Regions from separate parts of the Mus musculus genome. Here regions 2, 3, 4 and 5 are each linked to region 1. The links are chromatin loops, found by intact Hi-C in ENCODE. Cell type or tissue: heart. All regions are shown on one strand.

Region 1 (5,000 bases):
CCCATTTTACAGATCAAAGAAACTAAGCCCAGAGAGGCTGGCATGTCCAACACCACACAAAAAATGCAGAGCAGAATGGGAGTGAAGCCAATTGAGGGCTTTTTTGGAGTTGGCCCAGGAGACCGTGCCACCTGCCCTTAGACAGCTCCTGGCCTGATGAGGGAAGCCTTTGGGCTTCTAGCTTGGCTCCTCACTCATCTCTCTGAAGGTGGGTTTTCTGGATGAAGCAATTGAGATTCTTTCTTCTCAGTACTGACAGCTCCAGAGAGCTACACCCCTGTGGACAGAGTAAGTGCCAACCATGCTGGTCACCAATTATAATGCTTCAGCCAGCCCCGCCCCCTTTGAAAGCAGAGCTGCAAAAGTCCAATTATAAAGTATCTACCACAAAAGAGATATACTTCATACTTCAATAAAAACCAAATTTTAACCAGAAAGCTGTTACAATCTTTGAAGAATTGTCCCAATTGCTCTGGACACAAGCTTTTTGAAACACTGAATTGTTATACAGAATAAAAACGAAGAGTGTCCCCTTGATTCCCACACATGGGCACAGGTCTCTTTCTTAAAGCCCTGTGAGTTTTGGATAGACACAGTCTGAGCCCTTTTCTCTATCTCTCAAAATAAGAGGCAAAGAACATGAACCACCAGTTATAGCCAGGACAGAGAAGGACCAATTCCTCAGAACCTAACATCACTTTCTTCCTGGGCCTTTCCACTGCTAGGGAAATCTTAAGAAGAAAAAGAAGGGGGGGCGGAGGAGCAGGAGCAGGAGCAGGAGGAGGGGCAAGGGAAGAAGAACGAGGAAGGGGTGGTAAAAAGAAAGAAGAGGAGGAGGAGGAGGAAGAGGAGGAGGAGGAGGAGGAGGAGGAGGAGGAGGAGGAAGAAGAAGAAGAAGAAGAAGAAGAAGAAGAAGAAGAAGAAGAAGAAGAAGAAGAAGAAGAAGAAGAAAAGAAGAAAAAGAAAAATCTGGCTCACATTTGCAAATTGAAAGCATCTATAAAAAGAGCAAAATGGTTGCTGAAATAATTTAAGCACATTATTGTTTCTTTTAAGGATAAGCACAATCCTTTATTGTGTTCCTTTCAGAGCCTAGACCATCAAAGACAGGCTACCAGACCAAGTACTAAATTTTGTTCATGGTTAACGAATGACACAGAAAACTTAAAACTGCTCCCTTGCAGCCAAAATCAAAGAGCCCTCATGAGCAGACTCCTGGCACCCAGGGGGGAGAGTTACAGCGATAGTGAGGGAGGCAGTCCAGGGAGAGGCACACATTTCCAGGGGTCATATCAAATAATGCCACAACAGAAAACCACAACTAGATGTGTTGGAAGCACACACACACACACACACACACACACTCTTAAAAACTGTTGCCAAAGTCCTTCAAAGCCAAAGTCTAGAAGAACTCTGGGGTTATGGACACAGCAACAGCCATTTCAAAATCATCACTCCATTTACGAGTCCAATATCCATCCCTCTTATCACTCTGGCACACTACTTAGGAAATAACAGAGAAAGAGAAATATGAAGCTAGAGGCAGAAAATTTAATTAAAAAACAAAGCCACCCACCTTGCTTTCAGGGTCAGGAAGTACAAATGGCCTTCTTTTGTAGCAAGATTGAACTTAACACGGGTATGTCAAATGGCCATGTATCTGTTTAAAGAAATAGAAAATTGGCTTTTAAAAGGAAATAAAAGGTGTAGGCTCTCAGTCCTTCTCATTGCAAGTCTTAACCCCTCAAAGATAAAAAATAAATAAATAAAAAATGAAATAGAACACTAGCTCTCTGGTCAGGCAGAAGGCAGGGTCTCCACCGTTCCTCTGGTTTGCAAAAACAAAATAAAACCAAACAGCAACTGCAAACAGTGTTGTTTGCAGGAGGGTACAGACCTTAAAACAACTCGCGCCCTCCTGGGTCCCCAAAGCCTTCAGTGTGAGCTGTAGAAGCTGCACTCTCAACGCCAATGACACCATCGGCTGCTTAAATGGCACAAAAGTACACTTAGTACGAGAGCAAAGTGACTGACAGGGATCCGCCGAGCCAGCCCCACTGCCACTAGACCTGCCTTAAAGGCTCACACAAGGAGTATAAAAAGAAAAGCACATTTTGCAATAGAATAAATTCTTTTTTTTTTATTGAGACCGCGGAAAGTCACATGACCCTGAATGTAGCCTTTTAGGAAAGCAACAGAAGTGGTAAAGAAAGGAGTGTGTGTGAGTGTGTGTGTTGGGGGCTGGGGGGAACTGCCTTCTTCCTCTGCTGCCTCCCAGCCTGTCCGCCGCAGTCCACATTCTTCTGGGCGCATCTGTGGAGCTATTAAGTGGGATAATCCCTCTGGCCTTTGATACATTTCTGGACATGATTATTTCATTACTCGCAGTATATCAGTAGGATCATAATAAAAAGGACTTCTGACAACCTGCCAAGAGTTTTGTGGCCTTGTAAACACAAAAGTGCTCTAATAAAATTTTATTAAGTGTTAAAAAGTCATAAAAAGTGAAATAACATAAACTACAAAATTTACTGTCCTCAGCAAATGCTGAAAATATCGTCCACAGTAAAATTAAATTAGCATGTAATAGACAGAGCAGCAGTGTAGAGTGGGTTTAAAAGAGGATCCAGGGGGAAAATGACACTGTAACCTAATCAGGGTCACGGGGATTTAATTCGGATCCCCCCGCCCCAAATGTGAATAAATGTGCTGATTACAGACAAGAGCTCCGGGGTTACCAGAACCTCGCACATTGTCAATACTTTGCAAGAAATAATATATTGCAGATTGTAAGGCGCGCGGGGAAACCCAGCCGGCGTCCGGGGGCAGCGGCGCGGGCCAGGGTGTCCACTAGGGCGCGCTGTGAGACCGGGAATCTCCAGCAGGGTGCCCACGCCGCCCGGGGCCCTCGCACTCCGAGCCTCGCCCCCTCCAAATCATATTTACAGTGCGAGGGTCTCCCCCACCCACTCCTGTGACATTTTCTCCAAATCGGAAGAAAATGAAGTGTAGGTCGAGCTTTGCCGCGGGCAGCCCTCAGTTCCCCTCTTTCGGATCAAGAGCCTGGATGTGGGAGACGTTGTCCACTGTGATGCTAAGCCTGGGGGTGGGGGGAGCATTGGGGGAGGGGGCAGGCCAGCGCTCCTGGAGTGACCGTCCCCCCAAAGTAAGGCCGAAGATGACACGAGGCCGATGTCCAGCTCGTCTTAGGCCTCCGAGGCGCTCCAAAGGCTAACGGGGGTCAAGTCCGTTCCCGCTGGGGACAAGTGCATCAGCTCCAGAACGACCTCTCCCTTGCTTAGCCCTGCCCCGGGAGATCAGAGTGACCCAACGCCCTGGGGTACCGGCTCCCGCCTCCCTGTCGTCTCGTCTTGTTGGGCCAATCGTCTGGCTCTGGGTCGCTGCCCGGGCGCACGGGCTCAGGAAGGCAGCAGCTGCACGGGGTTCCCATTCCACCCGGGACAGGTATGGACCGGCCGGGCCCCTGGAGAGAGTCTCCTCTGAGCCCATCGCTGAGGCTCCGCCGGGAAAAGAGTAAACCTTCCTCTCCACGCTACTCCAAGTGGACACTGATGGGCAGGAAAAGGCTGGAACGAAAAGCCCTGGCCTTTGCTGGCCTCGATGGCTTTGCAGAAGAGAGGTGGCCTCCACCCACGTCTCCCCTCCCCCTCCGCGCCACACAGCAGGTTTGTAAAGAGAGGGATGCAAGTTTTGAAAGTTATGTTCTTCCAAGGAGAAAGGTGTTGGTCATGGTGCCCATAAGTGCTTTTTAGCCACAGAAAGTCAACATGTCACCTCTGTTTCTGCAATCCCCAAATGATGGTAATGCTGACTCTGAAGAGAGCGTGTGTTAATTGGAAGTTAGTGAAATGGGAAATGAGTGGGCAGTGACGTGTTTCGGGGCATTATTTCTCCTTAGGGATGGCCAAGGTCTGAGGCTCCATTTAAGAATTGGCCATTTTGCCAGAAACTATGTGCTTTTAGTCAAATCCAATTAAAGCCTGGAGTGGTGAGTTCACAGGCTCACACCGGGTCCTAGGGGGTCCCCGAAGAGGCTTCCGCCACAGCTACTAGCCTAAAGACAGCTTGTAGTTGCAGTTTTCCAGGTAGCAGGACGCCTTGAGGTGGGTGCACAAAGGCAAAGAGAATCCCCAAGCCGGCGAGGGGCAGAACTCACTGATTAACACGCCCCATGCTGCTTGCAGAGGGTGCGATGGCCCCTACCTGTACATACTTCTTGGTTTTTGAGAAGGGTGTTTGACTATTTTTAAATGGCAATGTTTCTCATCATCTGCAAAATACAGTGTTGAATTTTAAGTAGGTTGGAACAGAGGGCTTAAAAAAGTAAACACATCAATTTAATGTGATTTGACTGTTGCTATAAAGGCGTTGAGGGTTAATACAAACAGAACTTAAAGGAATGGATATATAACTGATACAGTTCCTCTTTGGGGCCATGTGTCTGTCTGTGGGGATGGAGCAGGTGGCACTGCAGACAGCAACTGTGGATGTGGTGGGTCATTACTACCTTTTACTGCCTATAAATACTTCCCCCTAATGGGTCAGAATGAGAGATTTTCATTTAAAACTCGTAAACTTGTTTTCTTGCACTTATGAAGTTCACGGAACTTCTACTTGCACTATTCTGTTCTGTGTTCGCATTTTAGATTAAAAAAATCTGTTCTTCAATTTTAAAAGTATATTCATAAATGTTAAAACATCACAACTATTTCACCTTTCTCCAGCTACACATGGGATCGTGGTAGTCAGTCTTTTTATTATTATTATTAATTATTATTATTATTATTATTATTATTAATTGAAGAAGATAGCTACAACCCCATTCAAGATATTTAGAAAGGGCTTCCAAGCTTGTAACTCTATATCAGATTGCAATTTATATTAAAATTTGAGGTCAAACATTTTCATAAGGAAACTTGATGCATATGTTCTAAAAGAGTATAAGTATATTCTGTAAAAATGGCTTCCCTATGCTATAT
Region 2 (5,000 bases), 450 kb before region 1:
CCTCCCTCTCTATTTCTCTCAGTTTTCCCCTCCCCTCTCCTCCCCTCCCACTGAGGTCCACTCCCTTTCTGTCTTTCCTTAGAAAACAAACAGGCTTCTAAGGGATAATAATAAAATATAATGAGATAAAACAAAAACAAATCAGAATCTAACAAAACAAACAAACAGAAGGCACAAGAACTCAAGAAAAGGCACAAGAATCAGCTGCAGACAAAGAGACTCACTTCTTGGCACACCCATAAAACCGCAAACCTGGAATCCATGGTGTATACACAAAACCTATAAAGTAAAACTAATTGTAATAAAATAACAGTAACTTTTTCTTGCACCACCACTACCCGGTGTATTTATTTATTTATTTTAATAAAAAAGCTCTGACGTAAGGAGTTAGGAGACAAGGAACCTTAAAGTCACCACTGGGTTCCTTTTCAGTCGGCCTCTCCTGTTGGGCACTGCAGCCTGCCCTTAAGAGTGGTTTGTTTCTCCAGTGAGACTTCCTTGGAGAAAACAAAATTTTCATTTCCAAGTGGTTATAGATTGGAGAGAGTTTCTGGATTAGCACTGTGGAGTGTGTCCTCTCCTCCTTTCATCTGCATCTGGTGCAGGACACCCCCCCCCCCCCGCCCCGCCCCGCGTGCTACCTCCATCTCTGGGAGTTCATATGTGCACCAGTCCTGTTGTGTTTAAAAGTCTTGTTTCCTTGGTATCTTCCACCCCTCTGGCTCTTTTTGCCTCCTCTTCCCCTCCGGGTTTCCTGAGCCCCAAAGGAAGGGCTGAATAATATTTATATTTGAAAAGACAGTCTTGAAGCTTTTGTGAGTTAATGCATTTGACACTTTCTTTTAAAATATGTCCCCTTCCTCGTCGGTTTGACTATAGTATGAAGAAAAGTGTATTTATTGGCGAACTATAGGGGTTGCAGATTTTTATATAACCCACCATGTCTTGATGACACCCCAGGCAGATCGTGTCCACTAGGTGGCGCGCATGGGCCTTCGCTGTAATGCTGTGGGTTTTCTAAACCAGGCTAGGGAGCGCTGTGCTATCCCTGGTGAGGCAGCTTGCCCAAGACCAACTCCAAATGCCTTAAGCCTGGGGTTCCCACAGCTGCAGCTTGCAGCCTGATCAACCTCAAACCGCAGGCTGCAAAACCAGAAGCCCCTGAAGCGGCTTCAAACCAAAACACTGAGGTGGACAATGCCATGGCTATTTAGAGGAAAGGGATAAAGACACGAGGGGAGCATTAAAAAGAACGAGATCCTTCTGCACTGGTTTTCATGACAGTATAATTTTCTCTCATGTTGTAAGGTTGAGCACAACGTGAAATCGAGGCTAGATTCTGATGCAGATTTCAGAGTGGGAGGGGAAGGCATTTTGTTTTTCTTTAGGAGAGCGCCAGCTGATTCCCTTTATTTTCCAGATGAAACGCTGACGGCTTTGTCATAGTTTTATCCTTTATTACTGGTCTAAAAAGGGACAGGTGTCTTCCTTCCAATCCGAAGCAGCAAGTAATGGCTTTGGCATCATTTCTTTGCCTCTTTTAAGTTTATGGAAACCCATTTCTCATTGTTAGGCTAAAGATGCAGATCAGAACGGAGGAGCCTGATTCTTGTCACAGGAAGGCTGCTTCTCAGGCGATTAGAAAGCAGCAGCCGGGAGTCTTGACAGGAACGCGTGACAGATAGCTATGGCAACGCAGTTACAGACCCCGCACGCAGGGCCTCCAAAGCCCTGGGTTACCCCGCACGCACGCGTACAACTCTGCTTAGGAGCAACCCTGAGACCGGTTCTACGCGTTTCTGCAAAGCTTGCCTGTGCTGGTTTATCTGAGCTGGCTGAAGGCGGTGGGGGAACACGAGGCCTTTTTCCTGTAGTGTAGCTCAATGCAGCAGCATCTCTGTCTTGGGTTCAAGGGTACCCCGATTCTGTAATTACAGATCGGCAAGCTCATTTTGATTTCGGCCAAAATAACTCTTAAAAAATTTAAAGGTATCTTTGTGTGTCTGGTGTTTTGCCTGCACCATATCCTGAGCACAAAATAAGATTTTTTTAAAAGTCAAATTTATAGTTCCTGTAAAATAATAATAAAAGTACCTTTTTTTGTACTTGCCCAGGGTTCTTATGTATGTAATCCTCTTTTTATGGTGCTGATGGCAGGCTTTCAATGGATTTCTTAAGATCTCTTCCAATGGTATATAATCTTGGTTCAGAAATATGCATTAGTTCAACAAACCCAGACAGAAAAGTAATTAGGGGTGTATGGAAATAGTGGAGTAGGGACAGAGTGATTCTTTTAAAATGGGCTTTCCTAATAATTTCGTTTACTTAAAGAAAGGTGGGTGAACTATCTGCATTTCTGGAAGGCGTGTTGCCTCTTATTCAACCTGTGCTTATTGTTTCAAAAGACAGGAATTAACAAGCAGAAATAAAGCACCTTTTCTACAGCAAAACATTTAATTTTACTTACTAAAATGTTAGATTTCAATACAGACCCAGGAGCCAGCAATGTCTGATATATTACTAGAGAAACATCTGGAAGTGGCTGTAAGGACGGCTGAGTGAGTGTAAGGTTCGCGATATCATCTCTGGATGTAATATACTTCTTACCTCTGGGTGGCGCTGTTCAACTGCTTCTTGTTTTTATGTGCCGTTGAAAACCTTTGCTTCCTGTTAGATGCATTCCTGAAAGAATCTGTTAAAGAGACATTTCCTCTATCCACAGTTACGCCTTAAATAACTTTCTTGTCACATGGATATAAATTTAAAGTGGTTGTGATATGCCATTTTAATTACCAAAAGATGACCAAATAATATTAAAGATTGTTTATATGGGCAATTGGCCAGGTTAAAAACCCGATCTCATCTTGCTGGAGAAGAAATCATCTATTTACATTTTGATAGGCATTTAACCTGAAAAGACCATTCAAACACTAGAGTTTTAGTTTAAATTTGTTGTCACTTTTAAATCCATAAAGATGTTTCAGTAGAAGCCAGTTTTATGAAAGGGAAGGGTAGATATTGGGAAAAACTCCAACCAATTAAAATGTTATTTAAAAATCTAACATTAGTCACTAAGATAGTATTTTCACTTAAATTCAAAGCTAAACACCTTCAATATTAAACAAAACAATACAAAACAAAACAACAACAACCACAACACACACACAGAACAAAAACCTTCAGAAACCTATCTTTATCTTCAGAATTCTTCTTTCCAGAACAGGATTGCTTTAGTAAGTAGCAATTATGTTTACAATCTTGGAAAATGTATGGTAGGTAGCCATTACATCTCTTACAAACCCACAGTGAGTTAGTATTGTGGGCCAAGAGAACACATGTCGGTTGGTTTTTAAGACGTCTAATTCTTTATTCAAAACTCAGGGCCAGTCAGAAATGCCAGATGAAGGGGTTATAATGCCAAAGTTAATTTTGTTTTGTCATATACAAAGTAGTTAATGTAAAAATTATTGATTGATATTCTCCCTCTTTTAACTCTTTTAGGACTCAATATTTAAAGCAAAACTAATTTATCTAGGTGTTCTACTGCACAAAATTAATTCTACTGGGACAGGCGAGGCCAAGCCTCATTATGAAACGGTTGGTTCCCTTGCTGAACCAGCCTAAGCAGGTTGCTTTAGTTTTTCAAAATTAGGTACAACAAAGAATTTAACCCTTGAGATGCTGGGGAACTGGCCTTCAGTATTATACTACCTGGGCCATGGGATGGGACAGGAGACATGTCTTCTCCTGTGGGTTCTGCCTAGGACACAGGTGAGGTGAGGTGATTTATATACCAGGGTATGTGTTCATTAAAACCAGTGTTTTTCAGCCTTCCTAATGCTGTGACCCTTTAATACAGTTCCTCATGTTGTGACGATCCCAACCCTAAAATTATTTTCATTGCTACTGCATAGCTGTAATTTTGCTACTGTTATGAATTGTAATGTAAGTATTTTTGGAGATAGAAGTTTGCCAAGGGGTTCCCACTCACAGGTTAAGAACCACTGATTAAAACAATTAATCGAAAATATTCCTTGGGGCGTGGTGGCACACGCCTTTAATCCCAGCACTCGGGAGGCAGAGGCAGGCGGATTTCTGAGTTTGAGGTCAGCCTTGTCTACAAAGTGAGTTCCAGGACAGCCAGGGCTATACAGAGAAATCCTGTCTCAAAAAAAAAAAAAAAAAATATATATATATATATTTCTAGTATGTACCACTGTATTTCAGACCTTGCCTTTAAAAATGTGTGTGTGTGTGTGTGTGTGTGTGTGTGTATTGGGCATGGTAGCATATGCCTTTAACCCCAGCATTCAGAGGCAGAGGCAGGCAAATCTCTGTGATTCTACATAGTGAGTTCCAGGACAGCCAGGCTACATTGTGAAACCCTGTCTAAAAAAATTATATGAAAATAGTGAACTTCTTTCCCTGGGTGGCCAAATAGTTGTTCAGATTTGCTTAATTTCTGAATTAAGTATATATTACTGAATTAAGTAGTATAGCCACTAGGCATTGGTTATTGGGTATAGCTATAGCTTTCCTTCCCTCCTTGTGTGTGTTTTTCTTTTAGTATTTGTGCAAAAGTATTATTGGGGATTTTAAAATGTCTTTTGTTTTTAGTGTCTGAGGACCAAACCTATGAACCCTGTCACTGAAGCGCACCTCTAGCCCCGCACGTCTGGTTGTGTATGTACTTTTTGTTAAATGTAGCCGTCCTAAGCATGGAAAGTCTTGAGGCTAAGCTACTTCTTTTGTTCATTTTGAGCATTTTGAGCGCATTTTGTTTTCATAGACGTAGTTTTCTTCATTTAATGTGCCTCATTTCCCACCAGAATGTTACGAGTGGGTGCAATATATTTCCTCCTTGTAGCTGTCAAGGAATACTTATTTGTAAAAAAAGATTTATTTATTTTATGCATGTAAGTGTTTTGTCTGCGGATATGTATGTACACCACATGTGTGCCCGGTCCCCAAAGAGGCCAGAAGAGGACATTAGGTCCCCT
Region 3 (5,000 bases), 440 kb after region 1:
AAAAGAGTGCGCGCGGCCCACGGGGGAGACGCTTAGGCTGGGGCTGCCGAGCCCCCGCTCTGCAGGGAGACGAAAAGAGAACACACCCTCTGCCCGGTGCCACCTCTCACCTCAGCCCTCCCCCCCGCCGCCCCCTCCCAGCGCTGTCGCCGCCGCCGCCGAGGCTGCCGCCCCGGTGCGCGCCGGCGAGGCATTTTCGCGCCCCGCCACTGCGAGGAGAGGGAGCGAGATGGGGGGCGAGATAACCGCGCGGAGGGATCCCGCCGGCGGCGAAGCGGCCCCTGCGCCGGACGGGACGCCGCACGCCGGCCCCGGGATGCCTCCGCCAGCCTTAAAGGGGGCCCATAAAGCCGCACTGCCAAGGGCTCGCGGGGGGCCCCCCGGGTCCGCAGAGAGGGGGCGCGGCCGAACCTTAGCCTTGGGCCAGGCGGGGTGGTCACTCCCAGGAGGCCTCGGAGCAGACGGTCTCTCCTCCAGCAAGGCTCCTGGATCTGCCCAGCAGAGACTGGCTGTGGCTTTTTTTTTTTTCCTTTTTCTTTTTGCATTTCTTACTGTGGACGAGCGAGGTTGACGGATTGATTGGTCCTTGCATTTGTTTGGGCCTAGCTAAGTGGTTTTGATTAAAAAGCCACAATCCAGCCTCCGAATCCTGACCTTATCAAAGCGAATCAAAGTCCTGCTTTTTCCAGCCAAGCAGGCCCTGTGGAAATGAGATGTACATTTACCCTTGACGCACTGCATGCCTGGTTGAGGCTCCCAGGTTAATTGATATTTAATGGAAATCATGCCCATGAATATAGTTTCCATCATTTCACCCTTGATAGACGTCAGTGTTGGCCACAGGGAGGGAGGGGGAGGCGAGAGAATGTGGGAAGGGGACATGAGTGTCGCTGAGAGAGTGAAGAGAAGAGTGGCAGAAACGTTCCCAGTGGGAAGAAGGAATCATGCCGGGGTGGGTGGCATTTCCTAGGGCAGGGCGCAGGGCTCCCGGGTCCCAACCCAGGCGCCCAGACTCGGGCGGGCTGTGGTCCCGGGTGGAGCGCGGCGGGGGCCGGGGGATGGGGCAGGAGAAATTGAATTCCTCAGTCCGCTTTCGGACCGTGCTGGTTCCAGGCAGCTGCAGGCAGACCTTCCCTGTCCTGTGCTTAACGACCTTAGCTCACACACCACTGGGAAAGAACTGCCAGAGACTGGATGCAGGCCTTAGCATAAACTTGATTTTCCCGAGAGAAATAAAGAGAAGGCTCGGAAGTCAAGAGAAGCCTGGTTTGTGGGCGTTAAGGAAGAGACGCAGTGTCATCTGCAGAAGTCCAGGATTAGCATCTTCTGGACTAGGCAGTGCCCTTACCGTGGCACCTGTGCAAATCTGCGTGGCTTTACACCAACAATCGCTTCCCTACACAGTCATCTTCCCCCTCTCGTTTGAATATCCAATAAAAATATATTGATATTCTTATTCTCCCTCCCCCTCTCATCTTTCTACCCCCTTTCCTCTCCCTCCCTCCCCCTTTAGGTGCTGAACCCTTTATCCTTTGGGATAATCCGGTGCCGGGAGGACACCAGGCTCTCTGATCTTGAGGACAGACCTAGAAGATGCACCCCAGCTCACCAAAGACTCTCCAGCTTACACTAAATCACACCGTGCTGACCTCCCACGGCCAAATACAAATGCCTAAAAACCCAGATGGACTCAAAGATTCAGGAGGCCAGAATTTTAACGACCTTCCATCCCTTGCGGGGGTTGTTCAGCCCCTGTGGAAAGAATCGCGAGGTCAGTCCGAGAGGTCTGAATCTCCTTTTTATAAATAAGGTCATCATAGAAAGGCATTTTCGTTAGTAATGTATAACTCAATTATTTCGACAAGGAATAGCTAAAAGTGGTGAAGGTAAACAAATTATTGATGACCCTATAGATGATAAAGACTTGTGTTATTAAAATTTACATTAGAGAGTATAGGGGACGTGTTATTGGGGGTGGTCAAGGGCAAGGGTGTTTTATTAGGTTTCGTTTTTCTTTCAAGTATCCTTCAAATGCGAAGTTTAACAACTGATTCTGACTTTTTAGGATTTGAACTTCTGCCCTGCAAATGTGCAATGAAATGATTTTCTTTTCAATAAAGCCTTGGAGCAAAACTCGGTAACTGTGCCCTTTTTATTCTACTGTTTGGCCTGGATGTTCAGGGGAACGTGGGTGTATTTGGACATTGACTGAATGAATAGGTCTGGGAATGGAATGGGGGGGGGAATTTTGAGGACCCAGATCTCAGTAACACACGGCACTTTTAAAAACTCCATATATTTGGGAGGTTGCCCATGAATATGGCCGTCATTTCTACAGATTCAGGCCTAATTTTTAAAACACAACAACACGTTTTCTCTGATGGCAAAATAATGTGGGTTTTTCAATGTTATTTAAGCATTCTGTCTGTTGTCGGAAAAGAAGAAAAGCTGGTTAACTTCATAAATATCTCTGCTTTTACACATTTCTGTTTTGATGGACTGCATTTACGGTTTATAATTTCTGCACAACGGTTCAGATTTTCTGAAATGCTGACTGAACCAAAATTTTATGCCTTACTAGCACGGCTTGAGAATTTAATAGTTCACGTTGTTTATTTTTGTTAAATTTATCCTAATTTAAGATTAAAAGTAAGATTGTAAATATTTTTAATCAAAACCTTCCTGCACCACAACGCTAGCTTTACGAGATCAGAAAGTGGAGCAACAGCGCTCTCTAGTGGCCAAATGCGGTCGCAAGCCAACCGAGTTTGATTTTCCTTTCATTTGGCTCAAACCAATTCTAATCTTAATTCTTTAGTTTGACTTGGGTTTGGACCGCTGACATTAATACTGCTTCATCTCTTTGACTGTCAACAAGTCAAGTGCAGCAACCATGGGCTCCTGAATACAGAGGAAATTCTCATTTGTGCTCGCAAGAACTTGCAAGTAGCGTGTTTGCCAAAAGCTTCCAGCCTGTCTTTTGCCAGACACCGCAAGTCCCCCATTCTTTAACCTCCCAGCTGTGTTTTTTAGGCACAATTATAGGACAAGCAAGGTTTAACAAAAATCAAAACTTTAAGAATATTAATTGATGAGACTTTTTTTTTTTCAAAGAAAGCAGACATTTTGACAGCTAAAAATTTTCTGGAAGTCAAATATTATTGTTTTTCTCCTAAAAGCTGTTACTCACAACATTAAATCATCAGTATTTGCTAATTCAACTTTCTAATTGTAATGTTTTGGGCCCATTAAACTGGATAATTTGGGGTGGATTAAAGTCAAATTAGAAGCTTTTGCTACATCTCGAGCGCCTGTCCGGAAAGTCCCTGTTGGGCTTATGTGTATTCAAATTTCTCCAGACAATAAATGAGATTTTTTTTTTTTAGGTTGTATAAGTGACAGACTGAACCGAATTGGATAAGCGGTCTATTTGTCTTTTTAAAAAAACAAACAAGCATTACCAAATCAGTGTGTTTCTTGCTAAATTTCTGTCTCTCATTTTCAGAAATGTTTTTGCCAAGTTAGCTTAAATGACTGTATCTGTAATAAGTGAACAAACTTCTATATTTTTGTCTGAAATTTGGTGTGAAGAGGGGTGTAACTCCCCCCTTTCTCACAAGACATAATTCTAAGAGATGCTTGCTTGAGTAAATGGCCCAAGATCACTCCAGGCCATCTCAAGTAACAGCAGAATGACATTATTGTCTCACTTTTATTATTAAAAGAACCAGATAGATCATGGCCACAGTCAAAATATTAAAGAGCTACCCGCCATAGACTATCTCTAACGTTCGCCCCATTTTAAAATTCAGAAATATATCACCTCTCATTTTTATTTTCTGGATGCTCACACCTCGCTGGGGGGCTTCTAAGCCCTTTCCTTCTTGGTCTAGGTCTTGTTTATATTTTATTGTCCAGATTTTAAGACCCAGTTTTGTCTGCATTTTTTCTTTCCTCCCACAAACATCAAAATGAGATGGTTTCAAAGCGAAGCGCCTGGGCTGTCGTAAACTCATTACCTCCAGACGTCTCGCCGGCTCGATGGCTTTATGACACCTTGGCTCTTCCTGTTTTCAAAGAGCTGTAGGTATCCGCCTGGCCTAAGGGGCGGAGGATGCAGCACCTTCGGCCGGATCTGGCCCTTGGCTTTCCCTCCCAGCCCCCATCTGCTTTTTTCTTGGAGTCCCCCTCTTTCATCAGGATCCCCCAAGATCTCTACCATCACCCCCTCCTTCCGCCCAACCCAGGCTGTCCGGCGCCGCGGCCTCCTCTAGGGCCTACAACGCCAGTGATTCGCCTGAACCCTCACAATGACCTTCATTTTAGCCTCTCAAAGCGGCCTCAGAGGGCCAAGCTGGGGGCTAAACATACACAGAAGCTGTTTGAAGGGGATGGGCGGCAGGAGAAGGATATGGGGAGGAGAGCCTTGACCATTTTGGTCCGCTAAGGTCACTTTGGGGCTTTGGTGGGGAGGGGTGGAAGCTCACTGTCCAACCGGCTAGGACCTCCTGGAGCCAGCCAGCCTCGCAGGCCTGGGGGAGTTACTCCAGAGTGCCCTTTCGCTTGTTTGGAGATGGGGGTTGGCGGCTGGGTCTCCAGGATAGAAGTAAGCCAGAGGTGCGGTGTGTCAAAGCTTTAGCAAAAGGGTGCCTGGTTCCTGGCGCCAGTGGCTCTGCAGAGAGGCTCACCCAGGGCCTAAGGCTGGGAATTCATTGTGGCCCTGGCTACAGGATAGTGGAAGTACCAAGACACCTTCCAAAGTTGTGCTCTCCCGCCAGGTGTGCTTACACAATCGGAAGCTTCAAGGTGTCTCAGAGACCCTCCAGGTGCTCGGACCGCCAACCTTTAGCAACGTGTCCCTTTTCAGGGATGGGACAGTCTGATGATTATGTTATTTTGCAAAGACACAGAGAGCAGTCACACAACGTTCAGGGCCAGCGGCTGGGCTCCATTTGTTCAGATCAGCATTTATTTGTTGGAAGCGGTAACATTTACAACTG
Region 4 (5,000 bases), 420 kb after region 1:
GTGTGTGTGTGTGTGTGTGTGTGTGTGTGTGGTGTGTGTGTGTGTGTGTGTGTGTGTGTGTGTGTGTGTGTGTGTGTGGTGTGTGTGTGTGTGTGTGTGTGTGTGTGTGTGTGAGGTTACAACCTGAAGTGGTGTTCATGAGATTCTTCATAAGAGAGGAGAATTTCAACCAAGCGCAGAGGCACACACCTACAACCAACCCTCACTTGTGGGAGGCTGGGGCAGGATGATTGACAGTTTGTGACAAGTTTGAGCTTCGCAACAGGGTCCTATCTCCAAATTTTTGTTTGTTCCTTTCAAGGAAATGGAAGGACCTTGGAAAACTTGAAGGATAAGTCCTTCCAAAAGCACACTTTGTCACTACCCTTGCCCAAGTTAGGACTTGGGTTTGGCCATGGCCACGATGCCTAAATCACAGGGTTCAGGTAGATTAAGCTAGGGAGAAGGGCCTGGCTTTTTCCTTTCTTACTCCACCCCATTCACAGTCCAGGTGACTAGGATGCCCTGGGACTGTACAAGAATGACCCTCTGGGTGGGTGCGGCTGACAGGACAACAGGGTGATGCTGAAAGGGACTAGAGGACCTGACAGTGAGCTTAGGAGAGACTGCAAGCCCTCCCAAGAAGTTCCAAACACACCTACTGGAGTGTAAGGCCACCTGTTAAAGAGCCAAGAGAGCTTTCCTCCTGGGTACTAGACACTGAGATCTGAGAGGCCATTGCCAATGACACCTGACCAAGATTTATTTTATTGCTTTGTTTCATTGAGATAGGGACTTGCTAAGTAGTCTAGGCTGGGTTTGAACTCCATATGAAGCCTAGGCTGGCCTCAAATTCAAATGTTGATCCTTCTGCTGCCGCTTCCTAAGTGTGGGGACTATAGGCATGAACCATCATGTCCAGTTTAGGTCTCTTTTATCCTGTATAGAACTCAAGGATTTAGTGAGAAAATAAGCTAGTTTCTTTTGCCTGGAAAATCCAAGGTCTTACTTATGAGAAAGCGGGGCCAATACCATTAATGGTGTTAAATGTTTATGTGCCGAAGCACTGTTTTAAGTACTTAGCTAATAAGTATACTCAACACAGTTAGGATTGTGCTCAATATAAAAGTAACATGGAAGTAAAAACTAAGACATGTGTGGTGGGCTTACACCCCATGGTACCCTGGGGACTGCCATAAGGATTGCCATAAGTCCAAGGCCAGTCTGGTAACATAATGACATCCTGTCTCTAAAAAAGTAAGATCCTCATAAGAACTCTTGATGATACTCTTTCTATTCCTACTTTCAAAGAAGGAAATGAGCTCAAAGACATTGTCCTGCTCACTGAAGGCCAAGCATCAAGCAAGTGTAGGGTTTGAATTTGAACCCAATTAAGCCTGAACTTAGTTTAGAACCTGCTCTTGGCACTTGCAAAACCCAGCGTGAGGAATGCATAGACCCCGTAATTTCATGCATAAAATGGAAGAAATTACTCACCTATAGTGTGGTAACTAAAAAAAAAAAAAAAAAACACAAAAACAAAAACAAAACCCAGATAGTCATGATTGTAACTCCAGGGGCTTTGGGTATGCCCAGTGTAGACAAAGAAGAAACTCAGGACCAGGAGAATAAAGAGCTAAGCAGGAGACACCCTTAACCCATGGCTCTCCAACCTATGTACATATCTTCATTGCCTTGGGGAGAGTGTTTTCAGGATGCCTGGACACTGCTTCTTGACATTTGAATTCAGGGTGTTTGGTGTGGAACCTAGAAACCTCATTTATCCAGACATTTGGGCTCACACAGACCTCTGAGAATCATTGCCCTAAATTAACAAAGAGGGGGACATTGCTAGGGGTCAACTGAGGATCAGTGAAGCTGGGTGAGTTGTCACCTTTGAACGGAGACCAGCCGGCGAACCACACAGTAGGCCTGCGACGAGCACAGTGGTGAGGCAGGAGTGTTGGGGACAGAAGTCCACACACCAGCATGATTCGCAAGCTATGGGGTGCAGGTGGGATTGCCTCAGACTTTCAGAGAGTCAGAAATGTGTCACAGGGCCCAGGCGCTGTTCTAAATTAGCAGGAGGAGGTCAGTTGCCTTGCTAGAAAGGGTCTCCATCCATGCTGTGCTTCCCCAAGCTGCCTGTCCTGGGTACTAGGAACTTGGGACAAGTGAAAGGCAAGAACTGAAGCTGTTCATGGGGTGCTGCTTCTCACTGGGGCCCTGAGGTTTAGGAACAGCTTGCTCTATCACAAAATCTGGTTGCCTGTTCCTAGAGTACAGAATGAGGAAATAACGCCCCCTCTGGGTCGCCGAGGGAAACAAGGTGGCCTTTCACCCCGGCATCAGTTTTCAGGTTCCAAAGACCTCAGAGATGCCTGGTTGAGGGCAGCTGGCGGACAAGTGATCACACCACCCACCCTTGTCTGATGCCACGCACGCTGAGCGCTGAGCGAGCTGAGGTGGAAGGCGGGGCAGAAGAACGGGTGGCTCTTGTGTCCTCCCATTCCCCTCCCACCCAGGGCATGGGCGGCATCGGCGAAGCCAGCGAGACGCTTGTCCTACAGCGCCTCCTCCTGGACAAAGCTCCAGACAACCGAAAAGGGACACCACCAGCCCTAGAAAACCTAGACTAGGCACTTCCTTCCTGGGACATCAGAAGTTGATTCTGCCACGTCCACTGGAGAGGCAAAAAGGAGTCCAAAAGTCCTTGAGGCTACCTCTTACCGCCCCACCCCCAGCTCAGACAACAAGCCTGTGACCCAGAAGCGAGCATCTCATCTCTCCTTGATTAGGTGAGGCAGGAGGAAAATCCCTCCAGTTTGTTTGTTTGTTTGTTTGTTTGTTTGTTTATTTATTTACTTATTTGTTTATCTGATTGCTCTCTGCTGAGCCTGAGCTTTAGAATGTGCTGTGCTGGTGTTCGTTACAAGAACGATCGTCCCGAAGTTTGTCAGTTTGAACGGGCACCAGGAAGAAAGGCCTTTTCCCAGAGCCGCAGCGCCAGTCTGAAAAAAAAAAAAAACTATTTCTGAGGGTCGTGTGTGTGTGTGTGTGTGTGTGTGTGTGTGTGTGTGTGTGTGTACACCTGGAAAAGAAAAAAATTCTACTCACTACTAGCTCATATTTGCAACCTATTTCTAGTGTACAGACACATTAGGGTGGGGTGGTTTAAGTCTAAGATTGAAAGTAATTGTAGTCAAGGGTAAAGTCGTGGCTATCTTTAGATGAAAGGAAGAAACGGTGAGCAGCAAAGCCTAAGGAAGGGGTAATGGGTCTGGTTATCTCCTCCTATCGCTCCCTCCCCCAGTCTGTGCAGTACTGGGTCAATCCCTGGGCTGGGCTATTTCACTGCACATGCGCTGGGCGTGCGCGGCCCCGCACTGCAGAGGCTCTGAGCGATGCCGCCTCAAGCACAGTGCCGGGGGTTCCAACGCACACCACTCCAGCGCCTGGCTGTGGAAGGACTCGAGAATCCTATCTAAAAGAGGCATGAAACACGTGGTTTTCTTTTGCAGGAAAATCTGAATTAATGCCTCAAATCAATCTTTCTAGTCTGGTTCAATCAAATCAACAAAATCTCCATGTTGCAGATGGACACTCAGTGTTGTCTTTGAATTAGAATTTTCACATATGGGGTGCAGCTTCTCCCTGTCATCTGTTAACAGAGAGGGGGAACACCACCCTGGGTTTAGAGAGCATAATTTCTCCTCTAGTTTTGCAAAACTATCAAGTCTAGGAGATACTTTCCTTTGAAACAATGGTATCTATTTTTATCATTTCCGAAAAAGTGCACCTAAATTGGATTTAAATCGGAATTCCGAGTTCTTGGTTGCTTCTCCACAGCTTCCTGTGCCCCCGAAAACCCTCACTGGCCTCCGCCGCACTGCGACAAGGCCGTAAACACCTCTAACAGCTGCCTGCCAGCCCAGGGTGAAATACTGTCTTTGTTCCGGTTTCCCCTGCCTCTTGGACTCAGAGAACAGAATTCTGGCAAAATATACGTATTAGTAGAAAGATATGATAGGAAAAAGACGGTTGATTTTCAGCCAGTTTTCTTGGCTACGTTTGTAATAGCGAACTTTGCTTTATTTCCTAGACTTTCCAGAGACTGCACTCCCAGCTCTTGTGTCCACCCAAGAAGAAACCAAGGCCAGGACATTGGCTCCCCAGTCTATAAATAGAAGTTTGGACCCAGGACGCTGGGAGTTTTGCCCAGAAACCTCTAAGGTCTTAGGCTCCGAATAATCTTTAAATTTCGTTTCTTTTTCTCTCCGGTTTTCTTTCCTTTTTTGTTTATTTTTTGTTGTTAGGTTCACAGAGACAATGAAGGCAGTTATGGCGGTGTCAGCCTCTTAGCCTTTCCTTGTAGAGAAAATGTGCGACTTCCCAAACGTTTATTTCTCAAGTGGCAACCAACCGTTTCTTTCCAATAAGCTTTGAATATCACCACGAGGCTCACAATGATACCCTACATCCTCCATGTTTGCACCTGGCACCACCTTCCTCTGTGTAATCAGAACCACGTTCTTCACCGAAACACGCTGGGCCACCAAACCCAGGAAAAAGCAGCTGAAACCCCAAACCTACAACTTGGCCAGCCGAGCATCCAGCCCACCCCAGCCCCACCCAGCCTCAGAACTCCAAGTCCACCCCCAGCCCCACCCAGACTCAGGCCATCAAGTCTTTGAGCCCCACCCAACTTCAATGAACCTAGCTAGCTGCAGGGCCTATGGACGCAGTCAAGGAGCTTGTTTTTCCAAAGGGAATGTTTCCTCTTACTCTCAGCGTCATCAATGTGTAATAGGGAACTGCTTACAAGATACAGACGCTCCGAATAAAAATAAAATAAGAAACAAAAACCCACTCCAGAGACAGTGAGCCCTCTGAGTTACCGACCCAGAACAATTCTGCAGACATCAACTGGTCCTCCATTTTGAAATGAGAGTGATTCCATCCTTAATTACTAAAAACACCTTTCTACAAACATATCACCTATTGTTCACAAGTATTTGTAC
Region 5 (5,000 bases), 170 kb after region 1:
ATGAAATAAGACACCAATGCAAACGTCCACAAATTATCAACAGCAATATTAACAAAGAGGAAGGAGCCAGATTGTGGGCACAACTCAATGCTAGAGTTTCTGTCTAGCTTATATAAGCCCTGGGTTCAAGTCCCAGCACCAAAACAAAGTGACTTCTGCCGGTCTAGGAAGGAGGTGGCTCATACAGGAGGATATAAGGGAGGCTGTAGTTATCCATGGTTCCTGAAAGTAGACCATCGGGAGTTCTGATTCTGAAGACGACATGCCCTAGCTTTAGGAATTTGGATGAGTTACTTCTCATCAACATCGTCTCTTAATTCTTACTGTTAAATGAAACTATGTATGCTGTAGGGTTGTGGTAAGAGTCAATAAAAGTACTAGTATATTAGATATGTTCAGTAGATATTCAACCTCCACTGATGGTGGGTGTTATTGAAGTCCTTATACTCCAAGGAAGCCGTGCCTAGCACTTTTCAAACTGTGCATAATGACAAAGCAGCCCTCTTTTGGGAGATGAGTATCCACACTACAATACTCGGGGCAAAATCCCATGGCATCTCACAACGGTTTTCTGTGAAGTTAAAGCCACCTTCTCTTCTCAGTACTGGCTTGGATCCCTTATAGGACATTAGAAAGCTCTCTAGAGAGGCAATCAGTGTCTATAGCGAGCTTTGGACACAGAGAGTCCACAATAAAGCCAACCATTAAGCAAACTGTAGCCCTCCATAAGCTGATATTGTCGATTCAAACAGTATCCCTGTCTGTCCGGATTCAACAAGACACTAAAGGCGTGGTAACTCCCGGAAGAGGAGGAAGGCAACAGGCAGTAAGCATCAAGAACCTGCTTTTGGTCTCAGGAGGATGAAGGCGCTGGGGTGGCCATTTCAGCCCTTGTTATTCCTCTCATGTGTCCTAGTAAAACTAAATTACAGATTTCTCATCACTTTTGTGATTCTCAGACTTTGGTGTGCATCAAAAAAACCCAGAAAGTTTGCCAAAACACCAGTGAGTTGGTCCTACCTAGAGTTTCTTATGTAGTACTTGTGGGATGCCCCCACCCCACCCCGTCCGCAGATTTCGGCTGATTTCCCGAAGGTGACAGTGCCGGGCTGAGGAAAGCGCCTGCCTAGCCCAACGGAGGAAGGTTTTTTCGAAAAAACACAATGGCGTTTTGGTCTACCTTCCCCTTTAAAAGAACTCTGACAGTAGTCTAGCCTTCCCAGTCAAGTTCAGTAAGTGCGTCCTGGGAAGTTCCTTAGGGTGGACCCTCAGAAAGGCACTGAGTCAGGAGCCGATGGCTTGCAGCTGCTCTGATGAAACATCCTGTAATCAGAGGCTGCTTGTCTTCGGCAGACCTCCCTTAGCACAAAGGGATCCCAGCCCAGCTGCCTGCTCCTAGTATCCCGGAGCAAAGCCACAGCTGGTCCCTAGGCCGCTTCCCTAATGCTACTAGGAACCAGTGGGTGTGGTGAGGACCTGGGGCCTCTTCGGTAGACTTCCGCCATCTCCTGATTTCCTTCCAGTCTCCACTGTCTTGAGGGAAACTGCTGAAGGTTTGGTTACCATGGCAACCGATCCTCTTTCCAAGGGGAATCCTGGTGTGTGATTTGATGGGGGGGCTACACCGTTTCCCCCCCCCCCAAAAAAAAACCCCAACTATTTTACCAGGAAGAAATCTTTCTTTTTGCAGTAAGAAAATTTTTTTTCCTATCCAAGAACCTCATTTTACATGGCAAACAGTCCTTGGAAGAGTGTGAATTTCCTTATCAAATGAAGCCTGCACCGGCTAGCAGCAGAGGGCAGTTAGCCTTCACCCACAAAGGGACGCTGACAACAGCAATTTTGCCTCTCTATCCAGTTGCATGGAAGTCTTGCTTGGGGTGGGGGGGGCACCTTCCTGGGGGATAGACAGAGGGTGTCTGAGGCCACATATATCTATACACATGCATGCACACTCACACACACACACACACACACACGATAGATAGATAGATAGATAGATAGATAGATAGATAGATAGATAGATAGATAGATAGATAGATAGATAGATAGTTGAGACTTCTCTCTCTTCCTACTGATGGTGATTCATTGAAATCCTATGATCAAAAGCTAAAGACTAGGGACAATGGGCACATGCCTTACCTCCGTTTGTCGTAAAATAGCTGGAATGCCCTTTAAGACTGGAGTCCAACTACGGAGTTAGTGTGCTGATGATATTCAAGACAATTGTACCTGTGAGATATATTTTTTAAATGTTTTTGCTGTCATCTATTTTAAGACCTTAAGTCGAGTTACACATAAAAGAACTAGATCCAGGATGTTTGGGGGGAATTAACAGATGATATTTAGCAAACATGTGGATGGGTCATAAGGAAACATCTGCAGAGAATCTGAGTTGGCACTGGGAAAGGCAGCTGCTTTAGGTTATGAACTGAGCTGAGCTGACGCAATTGAAGGAGCCTCCAGCAGGGGGCACCCTTTTGCAGTAAACTCCGTGGCCTTTATAGCGTTGCTCCTCACCAGCCGACCTTACACATAATTGGCATTTTGAATTCTCTAACCCTCTGCTTCTTCCTTCAAAGCAGACACTCCCCTCGGAGAAATCTTCCTCCCATCCCTAATGAAAATGAACATTTTGATGGGAGGCAGCTCTTGTGGCAAGGATTAAAAGCAAAATCTGAAGAAAAAATAGACAAGTCAATGAAATTAAATGTAGGTTTGTGAAGAAGGTTGAATACATGCCCACAAAAGTTAAAAGATGGTCTTGCCTGCTTTCGCAGCCGGCTGAAACGGCACAAGGAATTCTTAGACCGTCTCATAAAAGCCTGAGCCAACTGTGTGCATGGGTGTGCACATAGGCATCAATATTAAAGTGACCCTCTGTCACTTAACTTCTCAAGGATGAACGGTGTTACTGACAGTGTGGGTATGTGTGAAAAGGACCCTATTTTCTCCAGCCTGTGAATAAATAATTGAAACAGTAGCCCACTCATAATCCAAAACAATTAGCCCCATTTTATACAGACCTAAAACATCTTGAAAACAAATAATTTAGGAACATACAGAATGGTGCCTTCAAACCCAGAATCATAAGTTGAGACTCAAGTGGCTTTATTGTAATCTCTTGCCTCAGACTCCCCAATACTTGGATTACAGGCAGGCACAACTACACCTAACTAAATATTTTAAATAACTTATGTATTTTTTTCTTTCAGATACAATTAGACAGTTTAGCTCATTGCCTCATGTATGCTTCGCAGCTCAGTAGACACATTTGGGCAGCGTTCTCATTTAAAACTTGTTATGGATTTTTTTTTTAATTTGATAGGTTGGGTTTTTTTTTTTTTCATTTTCTTGTAAAGATTTTCTTGCTGGGTTGGTTATTGCATAGCTAGCTCTTGCTGCCCACAAGGCTTCACTCTTTACCATTTCAGGAACATTTGGAAAGCTAATTGAATTATTAATCAAGCTCTCATAAAATCCCAGTGGTTTCTCTCACTGTCCTGGGCACTCTGAAAATATTAAGTCCTCTGAGCCTTATCAGGGGCCCCTACTCTCCCACTTGATCACACAGTGATAAACTGAGACAGAATCAGAATTTGAACCCAGGAAGTCTGAAGCTTAAATCCAAATACTTCACCATGCAGTATCCCCCTTCTCTCTCTCTCTCTCTCTCTCTCTCTCTCTCTCTCTCTCTCTCTCTCTCTCTGTATACAAGTAATAGCAGTATCCAAATTCAGCTAGTATATTAAATGTCGCTGGTACATATTAGATGCTCAACAAAAGTTGGTAGTGAGAGAAGATGGCGGGGTGTGCATATACTGACTGACTCTCAACACCCACTTATAGAAGCAGTGCGCACCAGAATTCAAGTATCCCCGCCCTCCTAAACCTTGCTGAACCAGTTTGCTCACCCTCAGCCCTATTTCTCCGTCTCAGGATAATTCTAGCAGAATCTACTTCATAGGGTTATGGTCTGGACCAGGTCTTTGGAGGGTTAGCTCTGTGTGGATCCGGTTGGAAGATGGTGATACTCGCTACAGTCTCATTTAGAGACGTTTTATGTAAGGGCTTAGTCTGTGGTATCCTAAGAACAAAATCTTCTCAACCCGTCCCCCACGTGAGGTCAAGCAAGAAGCAAGTTCAACCCTTTCTTGAGAGACACAGAAGCATTTGATGATCAATATCGATCTGGGGAGGGGGTGAAAGAAAAGCGAAGATTAAGTGCGCTATTAGAAAATCGGTTATGGACTGAAATTTGCAAGGTTTACAGAGCTCCAAGTTCAATATTCCACCTCTAGAGCCAACATTCTTTAATGTGTGCAAGAGGAAGCTATAAAGTCTGCCCTTGACAGACTCAGGGAACAAGGAAATGGTAATGGGGAGGCTCAGATGGACCAGGCTCTGGACAACAGCAGGGGAGTAGGTTAGCCCCTTCCTTCCTCCTCTCCTCCCCCCTCTCACCCCCAGTTTATCGCTTCTTCCCACCGTGCTCTCACCCACTCATTGAGCCTTCTCCTGTTGCAGAGATGGCATGGGGGAAGAGCTGCCAGCTGGCCTCAGAGAGTGACCAGGGCTGATCACTGCCCGAGGTGGGAGCCATTTCCTCAGATCACCACAAATATGTAAAGTCCACCAGGAAGTTCCACTCGTGTGCTGAACTTTGGGTTCTCATGGCCATGTAGTCCAATTTCAAGGGAGACGTTAACAGCCTTTCCCCCGGTTTCTCTCCAGTCCAACAGAAATGTACACTAGTGAGAACCATAGTATTGCAAAGTAGGTGAATGAAAAACTAGGCCTTGATGGCATTAGAGATGCGAGGAGCTCCAGAATTTTCTAAGGACCACCTAACAGTACTGGAAACTGCTCTCTTGGAGGTGGTCTTGTATTTATACATCTCAGAGTCCTTCAGAAGGCAATTGAAGATTTTTTTAAATCAAAAGGATTGAGAGATAAATCTCAGAGAATTTATTATGCAATCCAAGTCTTCACATTTTGAG

The links. Peaks named below come from ENCODE experiments on the same cell type or tissue, not always from the same donor. Only the 100,000 strongest peaks of a DNase experiment are listed, where the experiment ranks them.
Region 2: a loop joins it to region 1, with 7 times the contacts of the local background. A loop is called at or near these places in 13 of 42 quality-filtered maps.
Region 3: a loop joins it to region 1, with 7 times the contacts of the local background. A loop is called at or near these places in 36 of 42 quality-filtered maps.
Region 4: it touches region 1 in a loop (5-fold over the local background); 29 of 42 quality-filtered maps call a loop at or near these places.
Region 5: a loop joins it to region 1, with 4 times the contacts of the local background. A loop is called at or near these places in 21 of 42 quality-filtered maps.

Annotation. Positions count from the first base shown.
Region 1 is chr2:75,135,950-75,140,949 of GRCm38, reverse strand. It overlaps Gm13652 (a long non-coding RNA gene), which reads left to right and starts at 2,975. Exons shown (of 3, transcript XR_374685.4): 1 at 2,975-3,686. 2600014E21Rik (a long non-coding RNA gene) reads right to left here and starts at 3,295. Exons shown (of 12, transcript XR_001783367.2): 1 at 1,898-3,295; 2 at 1,577-1,660. In heart, a CTCF peak has its summit at 2,839; a DNase peak (open chromatin) is centred at 3,039; H3K4me3 peaks cover 1,278 bases; H3K27ac peaks cover 789 bases; H3K27me3 peaks cover 3,807 bases.
Region 2 is chr2:75,586,396-75,591,395 of GRCm38, reverse strand. The region is part of intron 2 of Gm50595; the gene reads left to right. Among named protein-coding and RNA genes, the nearest start is that of Gm39853, 24 kb to the left of the region's middle. In heart, CTCF peaks have their summits at 984 (motif pointing right) and 2,613 (motif pointing right); a DNase peak (open chromatin) is centred at 1,015; H3K4me3 peaks cover 988 bases; H3K27ac peaks cover 325 bases; H3K27me3 peaks cover 428 bases.
Region 3 is chr2:74,700,136-74,705,135 of GRCm38, reverse strand. Hoxd9 (homeobox D9) reads right to left here. Exons shown (of 2, transcript NM_013555.4): 2 at 4,928-5,000. It overlaps Gm38462 (predicted gene, 38462), which reads left to right. Exons shown (of 2, transcript NR_164327.1): 2 at 1,514-2,133. It also overlaps a transcript of Hoxd8 not described here. Among named protein-coding and RNA genes, the nearest start is that of Hoxd8, 2.9 kb to the left of the region's middle. In heart, a CTCF peak has its summit at 2,747 (motif pointing left); a DNase peak (open chromatin) is centred at 55; H3K4me3 peaks cover 802 bases; H3K27me3 peaks cover 4,188 bases.
Region 4 is chr2:74,713,483-74,718,482 of GRCm38, reverse strand. The region is part of intron 1 of Hoxd3 (homeobox D3); the gene reads right to left. It overlaps Hoxd3os1 (homeobox D3, opposite strand 1), which reads left to right and starts at 2,353. Exons shown (of 3, transcript NR_027899.1): 1 at 2,353-2,777; 2 at 4,082-4,212. In heart, a CTCF peak has its summit at 2,553 (motif pointing left); a DNase peak (open chromatin) is centred at 2,502; H3K4me3 peaks cover 698 bases; H3K27me3 peaks cover 5,000 bases.
Region 5 is chr2:74,962,013-74,967,012 of GRCm38, reverse strand. No RefSeq gene overlaps it. Among named protein-coding and RNA genes, the nearest start is that of Gm46748, 97 kb to the left of the region's middle. In heart, a CTCF peak has its summit at 2,455 (motif pointing right); DNase peaks (open chromatin) are centred at 1,382 and 2,462; H3K27ac peaks cover 424 bases; H3K27me3 peaks cover 430 bases.